Linked DNA regions of Mus musculus: region 1 is linked to region 2. A link is a loop called in an ENCODE intact Hi-C map of the cell type or tissue named here. Cell type or tissue: left cerebral cortex. All regions are shown on one strand. Each heading gives the region's core, and the rest is flanking DNA. Links, peaks and the distances in the headings are about the cores only.

Evidence for each region. Peaks named below come from ENCODE experiments on the same cell type or tissue, not always from the same donor. Only the 100,000 strongest peaks of a DNase experiment are listed, where the experiment ranks them.
Region 1: a loop joins it to region 2, with 3 times the contacts of the local background. A loop is called at or near these places in 5 of 42 quality-filtered maps.

What each region holds. Positions count from the first base shown.
Region 1 is chrX:73,005,278-73,013,614 of GRCm38, reverse strand. Zfp185 (zinc finger protein 185) reads right to left here. Exons shown (of 19, transcript NM_009549.3): 13 at 987-1,175. Among named protein-coding and RNA genes, the nearest start is that of Mir2137, 17 kb to the right of the region's middle. In left cerebral cortex, for the core only: a CTCF peak has its summit at 5,292 (motif pointing left); DNase peaks (open chromatin) are centred at 4,507, 5,347 and 5,789; H3K4me3 peaks cover 623 bases; H3K27ac peaks cover 615 bases.
Region 2 is chrX:74,410,088-74,418,424 of GRCm38, reverse strand. It overlaps G6pdx (glucose-6-phosphate dehydrogenase X-linked), which reads left to right. Exons shown (of 13, transcript NM_008062.3): 3 at 3,272-3,309; 4 at 3,409-3,517; 5 at 4,344-4,561; 6 at 5,948-6,106; 7 at 6,334-6,459; 8 at 6,767-6,860; 9 at 6,981-7,167; 10 at 7,433-7,668; 11 at 7,766-7,842; 12 at 7,936-8,028; 13 at 8,128-8,337. The coding sequence ends at 8,218. It also overlaps a transcript of Ikbkg not described here. Among named protein-coding and RNA genes, the nearest start is that of G6pdx, 15 kb to the left of the region's middle. In left cerebral cortex, for the core only: a CTCF peak has its summit at 4,870 (motif pointing right); a DNase peak (open chromatin) is centred at 4,873.

The DNA of each region.
Region 1 (8,337 bases), core at 258-8,257, 1.4 Mb after region 2:
CTGTTGGTCTATCTATAAAGTGTTTGTGAATGGACTGAACTATCATTATTAACCTATGAATTAAATTGTTGATTTTTAGACAATATAGACAAGAGTTGTTTTAAAGAACTTTTAAAAATAAATCTATTATTTTCAATATCCTTTCTTTCCCACTACCTCTGGTGGATGGTGGGCTAAAAGAGAGGCTAAAGTATTTAAAAACCATCATTAGAGTAAGCCGTAAAAAATGAAAGTTACAGAGTACGGAGGATTGCTGATTTAATCCTAGCCTCTAATGGATTTTATTTATAAATAAAAATTGACAGAATAGAACGGAGAACAATCATACTATAATTTGAGAAAATATTATATAAGCATCCTTGGTGTGAACAGGCCCTGCACTTCTGAGGCTAGGAGTCAGAAGGCTCACACGGTGGGAGGCCTGAGTTGCTCTCAGAAGAGTGGAAGGGGAAACACTATTTCCTACTGCTTTACCCCCTGGTCTTTTGGACTCTCACAGAAAACGTATGACCCTTGTTTCCTCAAACTCCTGCTGTTAGCCTATTTCAGTTGCCACACACGCCTAGGTCAGCACCACAGAGGTCAATTATTGACTCACTGGTGCCTTCTCTGGCCATCCTGGTAGTAGTAACAGTGAAAGAACTCATCCAACTGGCAGCTTTAGTGATGGCAATACTATAATAACCTCATTCATAGCAGGCTCTACTTTTCTCAGACCTTACAACCCCATGAATAGGGTTGTAAAACACCCCATATCCGTAACTCCAACCCACATCAGTTTTCCCACTTCAACTGGTTGGTGGATAACATGGTGCTCTCATTCAAATGACTCCAAGAGACCACCTGCACTCAAATCCTTCTGCTTTTTAGCCTCTCATAGCTGCGAAGAGAAATAGGCTTGTGCTGTAAGTGCCGTAAGTGTTTTTCCTAGATCGTGGCCCCTGACAGCTGCGACGGGGCAGTAAGAAGGTAGTGTGGGCTCTTACATGTTAGTACAGTCCTCGGCTTTGATTTGCTGCTCGGCTCCACTGGGGCTACCCTGTGGCTCTAGGATGCTGAGATCTGCAAGTTGCTGAGAAGCCACAGTTGGGTCACTTTGTCCATCTTGTAGGGTGCCAGGTATTTCCTTGATGATCTTGGGGGCTGCATTGTTCTCCTCACAAGAATCTGGAGTGCTGAGAAAGAATGAATATTGTATATCATATACAGAGAAGAGCAGAGGCTTGACCCTTGCTGACCTCTGGAATCTGAATGTTACTTCCCAAGGGCACTGGGAGACCCATCTCAAGAGGCAAGCAGCCCCCCAATTCCCAGAAAGCAAGCAGTTTTGAAAGTGTCCTAAGTTAAACCACCAACAATTGAGAAGATAAAGAAAATTGGAGAGTTGGGGTCAGGAGGTCTTGCACAAGCTCATGGCTTATGCCAAGCATGTTCCTGGTTTAGAGAAAGAGTTATGTTCCTTCTTCATGCACCAGTCCCTCAGGGATGTATCTATGCACTGGCTTCCAGACTGCTCTTATACCCTCCTCTCACTTGTCATCTATAAACTGACAACCCTCAGGTCTCTAGTCAGTGGTCAGATCTTAACTCAACTCTAACCTAGTGGGCTTCTTGTCACCTAGGTCTCCTACAGGCGCTTCAGAGTCAACATGGCCCAATGACCTTAATATTGTCACATCTGCACAGCATCTCCTCTAACTTCCTCATCCTCAGCTAGTTCCTTTCAACATCCAGCCTGTCACCCCAAACAGAAATATGGAAGCATCCCTGGGTACTACTTTTCCATCACTATTGTCTTTAGTTAAAGTCAGCAACCCTTGCAGCCTTATCAGGTCACTCTCAGTCTGAGCCGCAGGTTCGGTACAAGCCACCTGCCTCGTGCTGCTGTGCACCTCCCTGGCCTGACAGTCCTGCAACTCCTCTTGAACTCCTCTCCTAATTGAAAAGCATCGCTGGTCCTTCAGCTCTTCAGAATATAGTTTGCAGTCACCAGCTCATGAGTAAGTGACTGCTTAGTTTCCTTTCAGGGCTTCCTGGCAAGGGCACCAATTAGCTTTTCTTTCCTATAGTCACTCTAAATTTACACTCACTGTGATGGTTTGTATATGCTCAGCCCAGGGAGTGGCACTAGTAGGAGCTGTGGCCTTGTTGGAGTAGGTGTGTCACTGTGGGTGTGCGCTTTAAGACCCTCATCCTAGCTGCCTGGAAGTCAGTCTTCCACTATCAACCTTCAAATGAAGATGTAGAATTCTCAGTTCCTCTTGCACTGTGCCTGCCTGGATGCTGCCATGCTCCCACCTTGATGATAATGGGCTGAACTTCTGAACCTGTAAGCCAGCCCCAATTAAATGCTGTCCTTATAAGAGTTGCCTTGGTCATGGTGCCTGTTCACAGCAGTAAAACCCTAAGACACTCACCATATACCTCTCTTTGACGGGTCTCTGGTTTCCTCAATCTGCAATGCCTTCATTAGCATGTCGTTTGGGGGAAATCTTCCTTAGCCTTCAAACCTAAGTTCAACCTCACTCCCCCAAACACCACAGAACTTTCTCCTGCATCCGTAGGCTGTTCTTGTAAAAATTTATTTTAAAATGTTTTTGTTGTGTCTCTTATTGTACCTGGTACACTGTGTTATGTTACATAAGGACAATTTAAAACAAGCATTTTGTACACTGAACATATTTCCCCCATATACCTTGACTCTCATTTTACACACACCTCCAACTAATTCCCTTTGTTCCCCTAGATATTTCCATTTCTAATTTTATGTCATTGATTTTATGTACCCTTTAAAATCTCCGAACCACAAATGAGAGCGGAGGTTTGAAAATCTGCCCATACTTCACAGTTACCTTTCGTTACAGTCACAGTATCCATCATTCCCGTGCAGACACACACACACACACACACACACACACACACACACACAAACTGTCTTCACTCTCTCTTTTGCTTTCTTAAGCGTGGTCCTTCCTTGTCTTTTTCATTCCATTTCTCTCTTCCCCACAGTCCGTGTCACTCATGCTCCCTGTCATACTTTGACACCACCACTGGATAAAGAAAAGTAGTCCTCAGCAAACCTAGCAGCTTACCATGTACGCTCTGGGAAACAGACTTGCCTCTTGCCTCATGCACCAAGAAACATGCAGACTTCTTATGTTGATCACAGTCCCATTCCAACATCTCAAACCCGAGAAAGCAGTCAACACCGCCCCAGGACCAGGGTATCAACATTCTGAGCACATTCAGAGAACCCAGGCAGTGGCCTGGAGTAAGAAAAACAAGCTACCGCACTGACATAAACAGCTCGAGCTACATCTGAGGCCATCGAGGAGGGTATGTCTTCCTCAGTTTGTCTGCAATGTCCTCTCAAAGGTGGGGGCCACAGGAAAGACAGTAGAAGGTGTTGCACTCATCTCTCATCACTACTCCTGTCTCTTTATTTTATCATCTTAGAACCTCCCTGCAGTGCTCTGGGAACTCCTGAGGTAAGGACAGAATAAAAACCCATTATCAGTGACTACCATCCCTGGGAGGCTCTAAGCTGGCAGAACAAAAAGAATGTGCGATGGCCATGCTTTTCAGGGACTAGGTTGTAAAACTAATTGAAGTTTTCAGCCTCAGGTAAGAGGATACTAAACTCCTCTGCTGGTTCCAGCTCTGCCAGGAAGTAGTGCTGAGTAAACAGAGGCAAGGTTCTTCAGAAAGAGCCGCTCGGAGGCAGGGCAATATGGGGAAACCCTGGGCCTTGAAGCAGGGCAACTGCAGTTTCAGCTGTAACCTTTATAGGTCATGAAAAAGATATTGGTCAAACCCTCACAGGATGCCTTTCTGTGCACTATAACATCCTGAAGGGAGTATCTTAATTTCTTGCCACTCGGCCTCAGCTACTGCTAAACTGGAGTGGGGAGAGAGAAGGAGGCCCATAGGATGTGATATCTGTTGAATTCTCTGAAGCCTTCACAGACTCTGGTAGCTTAAGGCAACCACTGCCAATTTTTGACCTAACTACATACTGCACAAGAAGACAATGCCACTTTCTACGCAATGTAATCTGCTGCCTGACCACAGTTGCCAGCACTGAGTACATGTCTAACACTCACCTTCGTGTGTCAAATACAAACTAGAAAAAATCCACACTTGCAACACAACAAAGAAGAAAACAATCTAAGTCTTAGATTTAACATGTGATACCAAAACTTTGAAGGAAAAAGGTAAGACGGTGTGCTATCAAATGACTGAATAAACAACAAAAAAAAAAATTGGCAGAACTTTATCTATCTTGAAGGTTTTATAAAGGTAGCATTTGATTACTGAGGCTATGGAGCACTCACAAAAAGGGACCTATCATGACTGCCCTCCGAAGGACCCAACAAGCAGCTGAGTCAGATGCAGATATTTGCACCCAACCAATGGACAGAAGCAGCTGTCCCCTGTTGTTGAATTAGGGAAGGCTGAAAGAAGCTGAGGAGAAGAGCGATCCTGTAGGAGGACCAGCAAGTCTCAATTAATCTGGACCTCCAAGATCTCTCAGACACTGGACCACCAAACAGGCAACATACACCAGCTGATATGAGGCCCCCAACACACATACAGCAGAGAACTTCCAGGTCTGTGTTCATTCAGAGATGATGCACCTAACCCTCAAGAGACTGGAGGCCCCAGGGAGTTTAGAGCTCAGGTGGGGTGGGGTAGAGACATCCACGTGGAGACAGAGTGGGGTGGGGAGGAGGTATGGGATATGGAGCAGTTGGAGGGTGGATGGGGGGAGCAGGGAATGGAACATGGAGTGTAAAAAATAAATTAAAAGTAAAATAAAATAAAATAAAATAAAGAATAAATGTAGCATTTGATAATATTTTGTACACACTCCTCAGTGTCCTGCATGCTTTACATATGTAAACCCATTTAACTCTTTGAACTGTCTATGGTGGAAACTATTTCCATTATTGTTCATGTAAGAGCTGAGTGATCCAAGGGTCCCATAAAGTTACCTTGGGCTTAAATTCAAGCTCAAGAATCCCTGCATTTAGTCCACTTTGCACAATCAAATGAACACTGGGTAAAGCTCCTAAGGCTTCTGACATTTACATTAACTTTGTCACCTGGGTCTGTCCTCAAGCCCATCAACCACTGTTTATCAAAGGAAAGGGGACTATCCTTGGGTTTGGTCACTCCTAAGTAGGCTACTGTAGTCAACCGCCCTCTGACATTACTAGTAGGGGGATGGGTAACGGGAGTGCACTGGCGCAACAGGGACCATTTGTGATCCTCCAGCGCCATCTCGTGGCTGGAGCTAGCACTGCCTCAGGAGGAGCCCCTTAGAAGCTGGTCTCTGGAGCAGCCATTTTGTACTCTCCTTTCATAGCGGGCACCTCAGCCTGAGCTAGCGGCTGCAGGAAATGGCCGCGCGAGTAGGTGTATTCTTACCCTGGAGCTGGCTAGCTTACTCATGCGCATGCGCCCCCTCCCCCCTTCCCTCCCCGCCCCCCCCCCGCAGGAGCGATCCAAATCTGCCTGCGCAACAGAAATCTGCTGCAGTCACGGGTGCATGCGTCCGTATTCGTGGTGCCTGTCTGCGGCAGTCTGACTAGATCTATGCTGACACACTCCTCAGTGTGTGTGTGTTCCCCCAAGTGAACATAAGTTGCTAGAGCAAGGCTTGTCAATATTAATATTAACGTTTTTGTCTGGATAATAATACTGTGTGTGTTGAGAATGAGGCACTAATATCACCTGTCACTATAGGTCGTTTAGCAGCATCCATGATTTTTAGCCTTTAGAAGCCACCCTCGGTTGTGGCAACCCAAAAAATCTTCGGTTACTACTGTATGACGCAAGAGGGTAGGGGTGGGCAGGACAAACCTCTGATTGAGAGCTGCCATCTCCAGTGTATACTGGAGAAGAGAGGAAATTGAAATGCTTAAGAAAAACGCTGGAGACATACCTTCAGGAAATTAAACAAAAATCTCAAGAACTCTTGTTATTAATATTTCCCCAGATGAAGGGCTAGAAAGATGGTTCAGCAGTTAAGAGCAGTGTGTACTCTTTAGAAATCTTAAGTTTTATTACAAGCACCCACATACAGCTAGAAACAATCTCTAACTCTAGTCTCCGAGGATCCACTGTCCTCTCTCTACTGGCCACCACTGACGTGGCAAATGGGTGGTGTGCAAAAACATACATGTGCAGGCAAAACACTTATACATATAATTTTTTTAATTTAAATGGGAAAAAAAACAATCCAAACATAGCCAGTTATTAAACAGTGTCATCAGAAATGTTTGCTTTGATTTTTCAAACGGGTAAATATTAGAGCAATGTTACTATCTGGGCCTGAGCTCTGCAGTAGGGCAGATTTAGAGTTTATTCCTATTTGCTCATCACATGTGTGGACCCAAGTTTTCTCCTCTATCAAATTGCACAATCAGAAATCTTTCTTGGCTTGGGGAATAACACCAGATTAAGTACACCAGCTGGAAGGAGACATTAGCCTTCAAACACATTTCATCAACTAGCTTGCTCAAGTTTCTCAGAAGGTTTCTCCTTGAGGCTGTTCATTAGCTCTCAGCTACCACGGGTATGGTTTTGGATAAATCACTTAACCTGTTTGTTTCCCCATTTACCCATCTCACAGGGTTATTGAGGCAACTGTAAAGTACATAAAAACAACATACTGTAGCTATCATCAGCTATTATTTTCCTCAGTTCTAATCGTTAGTAAAATTTAAAAGAAAAAAAAAGGTGCATAACAAGGCCTGTAGCTTACAGATCCATTTTCCACACCACCTCCCAGCATATGATTTAATGTAAAAGGTGACTGTAGTGTGGTGTTAAAATTCAAATACCTATTCATCTTTAAGTCTATAAACCACAGCCGTTCTTCTTTGGATTAAAACCTGATAAAATTTCATTATATGGAACACGGCCCTGATCCAGTCTCCTCACTCATTAGTCTTCAACTACTCTATGCTTTGGAACATGTTAAATCCTAGGTCCTGATAAGAGATCCTGTCTCACAAAACACGATGTATGGTGCCTAAGGAATGACACTAGAAGTTGATCTCTGGTCTTGACACACATGCGCATACACAAACACACAGACACACATAAACACACACACACACACACACAGGAGCATACCCATGTGAACATACACACAGACATGCATACACATGTACACCCACATATACATACAAAATCAAACTTCAAACTAGTATAAGTGAGATAACTGTAACAGACTGCACTAAATCCTACAAATCTAGAAAGATACTTCATGTTATTTTGCAAATGAGTTTAAGGTTTAGCTTCATGTAAAACAAATGGAAGGATGATGCCAATGAACAGTCCAAAAGAAAGCCACCAGAGCCAGACTAGATCAGATGTCTTCTACAATAGCCAATAGCACTCTGAAACAGTTTGCAGCACTGTGGTACAGGAGAAAGAAAAGGCTGGATAGGGAGTCCCCACTGCCATGCAGAACTATAGGAGCTAGAGACAGGGGTTTCGGCTTAATTTCAAGGAAGTAGAGAGCCATTGAGAAGTTGAAAGAGGGGGATAAACACATTGTGGTTTATTTGGGAAAGATCTTTCTGATGCCTGCAAAGATAGCAAAAAGTTACATTAGTAGCAACTCAAAGAACCGAGTCCCTGGCCTAATGGCCTTTCCCAGACCTCTTCAAAACAGAGATTACCGAGGTGGGGCCTACTTTATCTGTCTCCAGGCACCCGCTGCAACTAGGTAGATTAGTGAGAAAATGAACCTGCTGCTGGGAGAACCAGCTGGGAAAGCACCTAGAAAAGTGTCCTCAAGGGATGGATCCACGTGGGGTGGACTTCAGGAGGTCATGAGGATGGGCTGGCCCTTCAGCAGTTTCAGCTCTCTTCAGACCAACAATAATAATAATAAAAAAAGTGACAGTTCTACCAATTCCAACATGGTTCCAAACTAAAACAGAGGCATCCCTGGAGACAAAGGCTACTTATGCAGATGAGTATGTGGGGAAGGCAGACTTTGTAAGAAGGCAGAGATTCCTCTATTATTAGGTCATTCATTAGTCTGTTATTGTTTTTTGTTTTTCTGCCTTCCCCACACATTCATTGTACCCGAGGCCATTCCTTGCTGAGGGATGGGCCTATAGCTATGAGTTAGGGACTTGGATTTGTTCTGCAGGAATTGGAGAGTCAATGATGGGGGTTCAGTAGTGGCTAAGTCTGGAGAAGAAGAAAATCCAACAAGAAGTAAAACATGCATGGGCAAAGGATGTGGTACTGGTAATGGCGGTGGGAAGCACTGGCATCTCACCTTTTTTTTTTTTTCCTGCACCAATGCCTGTT
Region 2 (8,337 bases), core at 287-8,286:
CAGTTTATTTGGCTTACACTTCCACATCATAGACCATCACTGAAGAAAGGAAATGAACCTGGATGCAGGAGCTGATACATAGAGGCATAGAGGGATATTTCTTTTTTCTTTTTTTGTTTTTTTTTTTTTGGTTTTTTTTTTTTTGGTTTTTTTTTTTTTTTTTTTTTTTTTTTTTTTGGTTTTTCGAGACAGGGTTTCTCTTTATAGCTCTGGCTGTCCTGGAGCTCACTTTGTAGACCAGGCTGGCCTCGAACTCAGAAATCCACCTGCCTCTGCCTCCCGAGTGCTGGGATTAAAGGCGTGCGCCACCACGCCCGTCGAGGGATATTTCTTACTGGCTTGTTCAGCCTGTTTTCTTATAGAACCCAGGACCATCAGTCAAGGTTGGTACCACCCACAATGGGCTGGGCCCTCCCACATCAATCACTTAAAAATGTCCCACAGGCTTGCCTACAGGCTGATCTTATGAGAGTATTTTCTCAATTGAGGCCGCCTCCTTTCTGGTGACTCTAGCTTGTATCAAGTTAACATAAAACTAGCCAGGACGGGACTATAGTCCAGTAGTTGAGCACTTGCCTAACATGCTTGATTTCCTGAGTTCAGTCACCAGCGCCATACACACACAATGGTTTTTTCAGAATTTTTCATTTAATTTCTTTTGAGGGGTATTGGTTTTTGTTTTTGTTTGTAGACTTGGTTTCTTTGTATAGCCTTAGCTGACCTGGAACTCATTCTGTGGACTAGGCTGGCTATAAACTTAGAGATCCGCCTGCATCTGCCTTCCAAGTACTGAGATTAAAGGCATGTACCACCACTACCTGGCTAATTTTTTTTTAAGATTTATGGTTTTTTATTTATGTGTCTGTCTGCCAGCCAGTCAGCCACATGTGTATGGATACCCACAAAGGCCAGAAGATGTCATTAAATTCCCTGGAACTGAAGTTACAAGCAGTTGTGAGCTGCCTGATATGGATGCTGAAAACCAAACTTGGGACGCTGTACAAAACCAGCAAGTCTCTTAATACTGAGCATCTCTTCAGCCCATTTTTAAATCTTTTAATGTGATTTTCAGTGATTGATTTTGTCATTGCTCTCGCTACCTTTATTCTTTGAGACAGGAACCCTCATTGAACCTGCAGTTCATCTGTACAGCCAGGCCAGCTGACAAATGAGTTACAGGACTATATAGAAAAACTCTGACTCAATAAACAATCAATCAATCAATCGAGTTTTACATCAGCCTTTGTCATCAAGTTGTAGAACTAAAGTTCTCAAAGTGCCCTTAGAAGTATTCCTCTTTATTCTGTCTTCAGGGGAAATTTACTTCAGAGTGGAATTCACTCTTCCTTGACTCTGGTAGAAGCCATTAGCAATGCTTTTCAGGCCAGGAGTTGTCTTTGTACATTGCCACCCCTTAGGTCCATTCCTCCATTATATCCTAGGTTGGATCTTTTTTTTTTTTTAAAGACATTTTTCCATCTTGCTGAATATGGTGGCACACATTTGTAATCCCACTACAAAGAAACAAGAGGGTTGTCTGTAGTTTGAGGCCAGCCAGGACTACATACTGAATTTAAGACCAACCTGGGCCTTTATTCCCAGCACTGGAAGACAGAGGCAGGTAGAGCTCTCTTGAGTTTGAGGCTAGCCTGGTCTACAGAACTTCCAGGATAACCAGAGCTACACAAAGAAAACCAGACTTGGGGATGGAGGGTGGACGGTACCAACATTGGTTACATGGCAAGGCCCTGTCTTAAAAAAATAAAATTAAAAAAATTTTTAATTCTGTGTCTCAGCTAGGCTGTAGTGGCACACACATTTAATCCCAGCACTCCGGAAGCAGAGGCAGGTGGATATCTGTGAGTTTAAGCTCAACCTTGTCTACAGGATGAATTTGAAGACAGCCAGGACTATACAGAGAAACTCTATCTTGAAAAAAATAAACAAAATTCTCTGTCTCATTCTAACTTGTTAGGGTTTTGTTAGGCTGGGTTGGGTTTTGTTTTGGATTTTGGTGGTGGTGGTAGTGTTTGAGATAGGGAAAGGGTCTTATGGTGTATACCTAAGGCTGACTTTGAAGTCCAGATCCTCCTGCTCCAACTACCCAAGTACTGGGATTATAGACCTGTGCCACGAAGCCCAGCTTTTCTTTCTTGTTTTGGTTGTTTAGTTTGGTTTGATGTTTGGGGAAGTTGGTTTTATTTTGGCTTGTTTTTTTTAATAGCTCTTAATTTATTCTTTGAGAATTTCATACATGTATACAATGCATTTAAAGCATATCTACCCTCCATTCTCTCTCTCTCAACCCCTCTGGACAACCTCCCCGATCCCCCACCCAATTTTTATTTTTGTTATAACCCATTAAGTACAATAATTGCTTCCTACATTCTCATGAGCATGGAACCATCATCCACTCCTTGAGCAATTACCAAGGGGCCATGAAGAAAAATTATATTCCCTAGCAGCCACTGATGGGAAGTGGATCTTCCAACAGATCCTTAGCTAGGGGTAGCAGCTTGTGAACTACACACACTCAGCATGCTGGCCAACTTGATCTCATGCAGGCAACTACAGCTACTGTGGCTTCATGTGTACCACAGCCCTGTCATATCAAGAAAATAGCAATTCACAGCTCTCCTCTAGCGCTCTTTTGTTAGTTTTCTACTCTGTTTGTTTTTGTAGGGTGGGGGTGGAAATCAGAACCCTTGCCTACTCCAAAATCACTGAGCATCTTCTCCAGCCCAATTTTTCCATTGAATTTTTTCACTGCTACCTTATTTTTTTTTTAATTCTGATTTAGAAGAGGTGATTTTGAAACAGTATCTCCCTCAATATTGGGAGAATATATTACCACCAAATCTGGCCTTTGTTACAGAGACAAGACTTCATTCTGCATCATCAAACTTTTCCTGCCATTATTTTTCTAACTTTCCAAATTGAATGACCATCTCATTGCCTTCTAGCTCCGGTGACATCTGAGGCCTTACCTCACAGGTTTTGTCTTTCTTTTATGTGCTGCCTTTATCATCCTTAAGCTCTAATGAATTCGATGTCTAGGGTTTCATCTTGAACCCAGCAGTGTCATCTACTCATCTGTATTGGTACAAGGCTGGTAGAGGCTTAAGTCTCAGAGATCCTCTGATATATATGGGGAGGGCATAGTAGATATATTTCTAGCTGAGTGGTAACCCCAAATGAGGACTAAGATCACCACTGGTGGGGAATGATCTAGGTCGTGTCAGCTCTTTCTGACATGTTTCTTCTTCTGCAGGGTGACCTGGCCAAGAAGAAGATCTATCCTACCATCTGGTAGGTAATATTTCTACACTACCCCCCAAAATACTCTCTACCAGGTACAGGCCTTGGCCTTCCCTAGCCAGTCTGAAAACAGCTGTATTGTACCCTCAGGTGGCTGTTCCGGGATGGCCTTCTACCTGAAGATACCTTCATTGTGGGCTATGCCCGCTCACGACTCACAGTGGACGACATCCGAAAGCAGAGTGAGCCCTTCTTTAAAGTGAGTGTGACATTGGATCCTGGAGCCTTGTGCTGCCCTTTCTTCTACTCCACAGCAAGACTAGCTCCAGGCATCCCTTGAGAAGACATGTCCCCATTTCCATCATAAGCAATAGTTCCCTCCTTTCTCATTTGACTTATTAACAGGCAGGGCCACCCAGAACACTCAATCTCTGACACCTCACATCCTTGCTTTCCCTTGCCAACCACACAAAAGTTGTGTCTACTTAATTGTGCCACATTCTTCCTGACCTTTGAACAAAGACAGGAAGAAGGTCCCTTCAACCTCATATCTGTCTCCTAGCTCCACTCTGGCTTCATCCTGCTATGCTCTGGTACCACACTGGATCATGCCAGTAGCTGGATGAAAGGACCCTTCCAAGTACCTCTTTTCTACAGTAATTGCACTATGTTGACATTTTCTCACCACCTATAGTTTACTGTAGTAATTTTGAAGAGACAACCTTCTCCATCATTCTTTTTTCTCAGGTTAGACTTTCCTGAAATCCAGTTTCTACTCTAGGTATGAGGGCCCCAAGGATACATAAAAATGTGCCAGTGATTTGCCCCACCTGCATATATTCCTGCTATGTGCCTTAGCCCTCTGCCTGTGGGTACACAAAGTTACCATGATAAAGTAAACTCCTGTGCTTGTAGAGCAATGACAGGGACTCAAGGAAAACCCGCCTTACCTGTGGAACAAGAAATTGTTGAGAGAGTGAGGGGGGTAGGCACAGAGAGAGAAAGAGATCTTCTATTCCTTTAGGGCAGAACAACTGTAGACTCTTGAGAAAAGTAGAAGTTGACATTCATCTGTGTATCCCCAGGCCACTCCAGAAGAAAGACCTAAGCTGGAGGAGTTCTTTGCCCGTAATTCCTATGTAGCTGGCCAGTATGATGATGCAGCCTCCTATAAGCACCTCAACAGCCACATGAATGCCCTGCACCAGGGGATGCAGGCCAACCGTCTATTCTACCTGGCCTTGCCCCCCACAGTCTATGAAGCAGTCACCAAGAACATTCAAGAGACCTGCATGAGTCAGACGTAAGACCTGTCTTTCTTCACTCCTGTCTGTTTGTTCCTGTTTCTGCTACTCTAAATAGCCCCCAGGTCAAGCCAGTCTATGCAAGTTGAAAAGATGAATGCCCCTAGTGTGTTGTCCATATGGAATAGCATACCCCCCCCCCCAAAAAAAAAGGAACAGGCTATACACACACACTGGGCAGCTTCTACCTTCCAAGGCTCTCACTACAAAATAGTGGCCCCTTGCAACATTTCCCACCAGGACCATAAGATGACAGTGTTGCTCCACAGAACAGATGCTCATTGTGAGAATTCCTTCCCCCACCCCCAATCCTCAGCAGATCCACAAGGTGGCAGTGTTGTTTCATAAGAGAGCACTGCTGACTGCAAACCATCTTTCTCTTCCTCCTGAATTTAGAAAACAAGTTTAGCACTCTGAGTGTCAAAGAAAGAAACCTGGTCTTTTAAAATCTATGGAAATCTGGGCAAGGTGACACATAAATAATTTCAGTATGATGGAGATTGAAGCAAGAGGATTGCTTGGAGTTCAAGGCTAACCTGTAATACAGAGTGAGACTGTCTCAAACCAAAAAAAAAAAAAATTTAGCTGGGTGTAGTGACACACAGTTGTGATTCCAGTACTCAGGAGGCAGGAGGATTATTATGTTGTCAAGGCCAGCCTGGGCTACATACGTACTGAATTTGAAGTCATTCTAGTCTTCATAGTAAGAATATGTCTCAAAAAAACAAATAAAAGCTAGTTTAAAAAATAAGTAAACTCAATTAAAGTCAGTTGCGTTGGGCGATGACGATAGTCCCTGCTACTGAAGGGATGAGGGAGGAGTACCCTTTAACCCAGGAATTCCAGAACAACCTGAGAAACACAATAAGACTTCAAGAACATAAAACCAATGAGGGGAGCCAGACATGATGGCACAGTACCTGTGATCTCAGCTCTTGGGAGCTGGAAACAGGAGAAGCAGCAATTTAAGGTCATTCTTAACTACATAACAAGTTCTTGGCCAACCTTGGATACATGAGACTAATTAAAGTAAAACTAGTAAGGAAGCTGTGTCCTTCTTTCCTGTTGGCTGCTGGGCCACTTCTGACCCTCTAAGGGTCTGGCATTGGGAGGTGGGGAACAAGGCCACCCAAGGTCATGCTACCCTAGCACCAAGGTGGAAAAATCCCTGGAATTGTTCCAGTCCCTACCATGTTGTCAGGGAAGCTTCTAAGATGCTGTCTATTCAGGATAAGGATCAATAGTAGCCAGCAGAGCTTCCCTGAGTCACCTGAGAATACAATAGATGAAAGCCCTGCTCCCTGGTGTGAGGGTCAGAATGACATGGCCATAGGCCTATTCCTGGGAAAGGTTTGGGAAATAACATGATTGGGGGCTCCAAGCAGAGGCTGGAACCGCATCATCGTGGAGAAGCCCTTCGGGAGAGACCTACAGAGCTCCAATCAACTGTCGAACCACATCTCCTCTCTTTTCCGTGAGGACCAGATCTACCGCATTGACCACTACCTGGGCAAAGAGATGGTCCAGAATCTCATGGTGCTGAGGTGCATAGGGGATGGGGTGGAAGGGAACCAGGGCAAGGGTGGCAACATAAGGAACCCCACCTGCCCTGCTGCCCCAAAGTCAAATTCCTCCTAGATGCTGGCCAGGGTACTAAGCTTGGTACTTAGCTCAGATACAGCCACTATACTGTGGAATCCCAAATGTAGCATCCATTCATGAACCCTTCCAAAATGTCTCTCATGCTAGCCTCTAAACGAACCTCCCACAGGTTTGCCAACAGGATCTTTGGCCCCATCTGGAATCGAGACAACATTGCTTGTGTGATCCTCACATTTAAAGAGCCCTTTGGTACTGAGGGTCGTGGGGGCTATTTTGATGAATTTGGGATCATCAGGTAAGAACCCATATCCTACCCCAACTCAGCTCATCTTCACACTATGAGGGCTAGTGTTCAAGTGACCTGTTGGGGGTAGCCATGAAGGGTATAACTCCCATCTAGCCAAACCCCAAAGGGTTAGGATTAGTATCTACTAACTTGTCTTAGGATACTGGGAAGACACTAGGGGTAAGGAACCAAGGTTTTCCAGTTTGTCACTAGGAAGCCTTGTTTGGTAATCCTAGGGCAACTAGAACTTAGTTATCCCCTTGGCCTCACCCTGGAAATGGCACTTGACTAGAGCATCTGCCTCTTCTGCTACTAGGGATGTTATGCAGAACCACCTCCTGCAGATGTTGTGTCTGGTGGCCATGGAAAAGCCTGCCACTACAGGTTCAGATGATGTCCGTGATGAGAAGGTAGGTGGAGGCATGTCCACCAGGTCCCCAGCAGCCATGCCCCATAACAAGTAATTCTATGACAAGGCACTGGGCTCTTGTCCTACATCCTCCCTGTTACCTGCATTGGTTCTCTCCCAGGTCAAAGTGTTGAAGTGTATCTCAGAGGTGGAAACTGACAACGTGGTCCTTGGCCAATATGTGGGGAACCCCAATGGAGAAGGAGAAGCTGCCAATGGATACTTAGATGACCCCACAGTACCCCATGGGTCCACCACTGCCACTTTTGCAGCAGCTGTCCTCTATGTGGAGAATGAACGGTGGGACGGTAGGTGAAATTTCTAGGTTCCAGCAAGGCAGGGTTAAATGTGCCCACAAAGAGACACTTCTTGTTATGATCATGGTATGAATACATGGTATTCAGTAGTAAGGGATGCTGGAGAAGGAGGGCTACCACAAGTGGGAAACGACCCTAGTCATTACTTATTCCACGTGTACACATTCACACATATACACAGACACAGGAGCTCTCTCTCATATACACACAGCACAAGATAGGAAAGCCAGTCCCTGAGGTCATCCCTGCTCTCTAGGGGTACCCTTCATCCTGCGCTGTGGCAAAGCCCTGAATGAACGCAAAGCTGAAGTGAGACTGCAGTTCCGAGACGTGGCAGGTGACATCTTCCACCAACAGTGCAAGCGTAATGAGCTGGTCATCCGTGTGCAGCCCAATGAGGCAGTATACACCAAGATGATGACCAAGAAGCCTGGCATGTTCTTTAACCCTGAGGAGTCGGAGCTGGATCTAACTTATGGCAACAGATACAAGGTTCAACAGGGAGGACCATCTGGGCAAAGCCCTAAGGGAGGCCCTGGGTGGCTGAGTACAGTAGTATCAGCAACATCCCCCTTTCCCAAACCTGCAGAATGTGAAGCTCCCTGATGCCTATGAACGCCTCATCCTGGATGTCTTCTGTGGGAGCCAGATGCACTTTGTCCGGAGGTGAGGGACCCCCAGCCTAACACAGGCAAGAGGGATGGTTTTCTCCCTCTGTCCCTGTGTGCCTCCACTCCATCCTACACTGTATCCCTTCAGTGATGAACTCAGGGAAGCCTGGCGTATCTTCACACCACTGCTGCACAAGATTGATCGAGAAAAGCCCCAGCCCATCCCCTATGTATATGGCAGGTAAGGGAAGGATGGGAGCTAAGAGGGCCAAGCCAAATGAAGCAGGGCAGTGGGAATACCAAGGATAAAGGTCACTCATGTCTCTCCTTTACCTCCCAGCCGCGGCCCCACAGAGGCAGATGAGCTGATGAAGAGAGTGGGCTTCCAGTACGAGGGTACCTACAAGTGGGTGAACCCTCACAAGCTCTGAGCCCTGGAAGTTACACCATCTATACTCTGCCTCTTCTGGCCACCCTTTCTGCATCTTCCCTTTTCACCATCTAACCCTATATTAGGACTATTGACCCCATATTGGAAGGACTTTGGGAC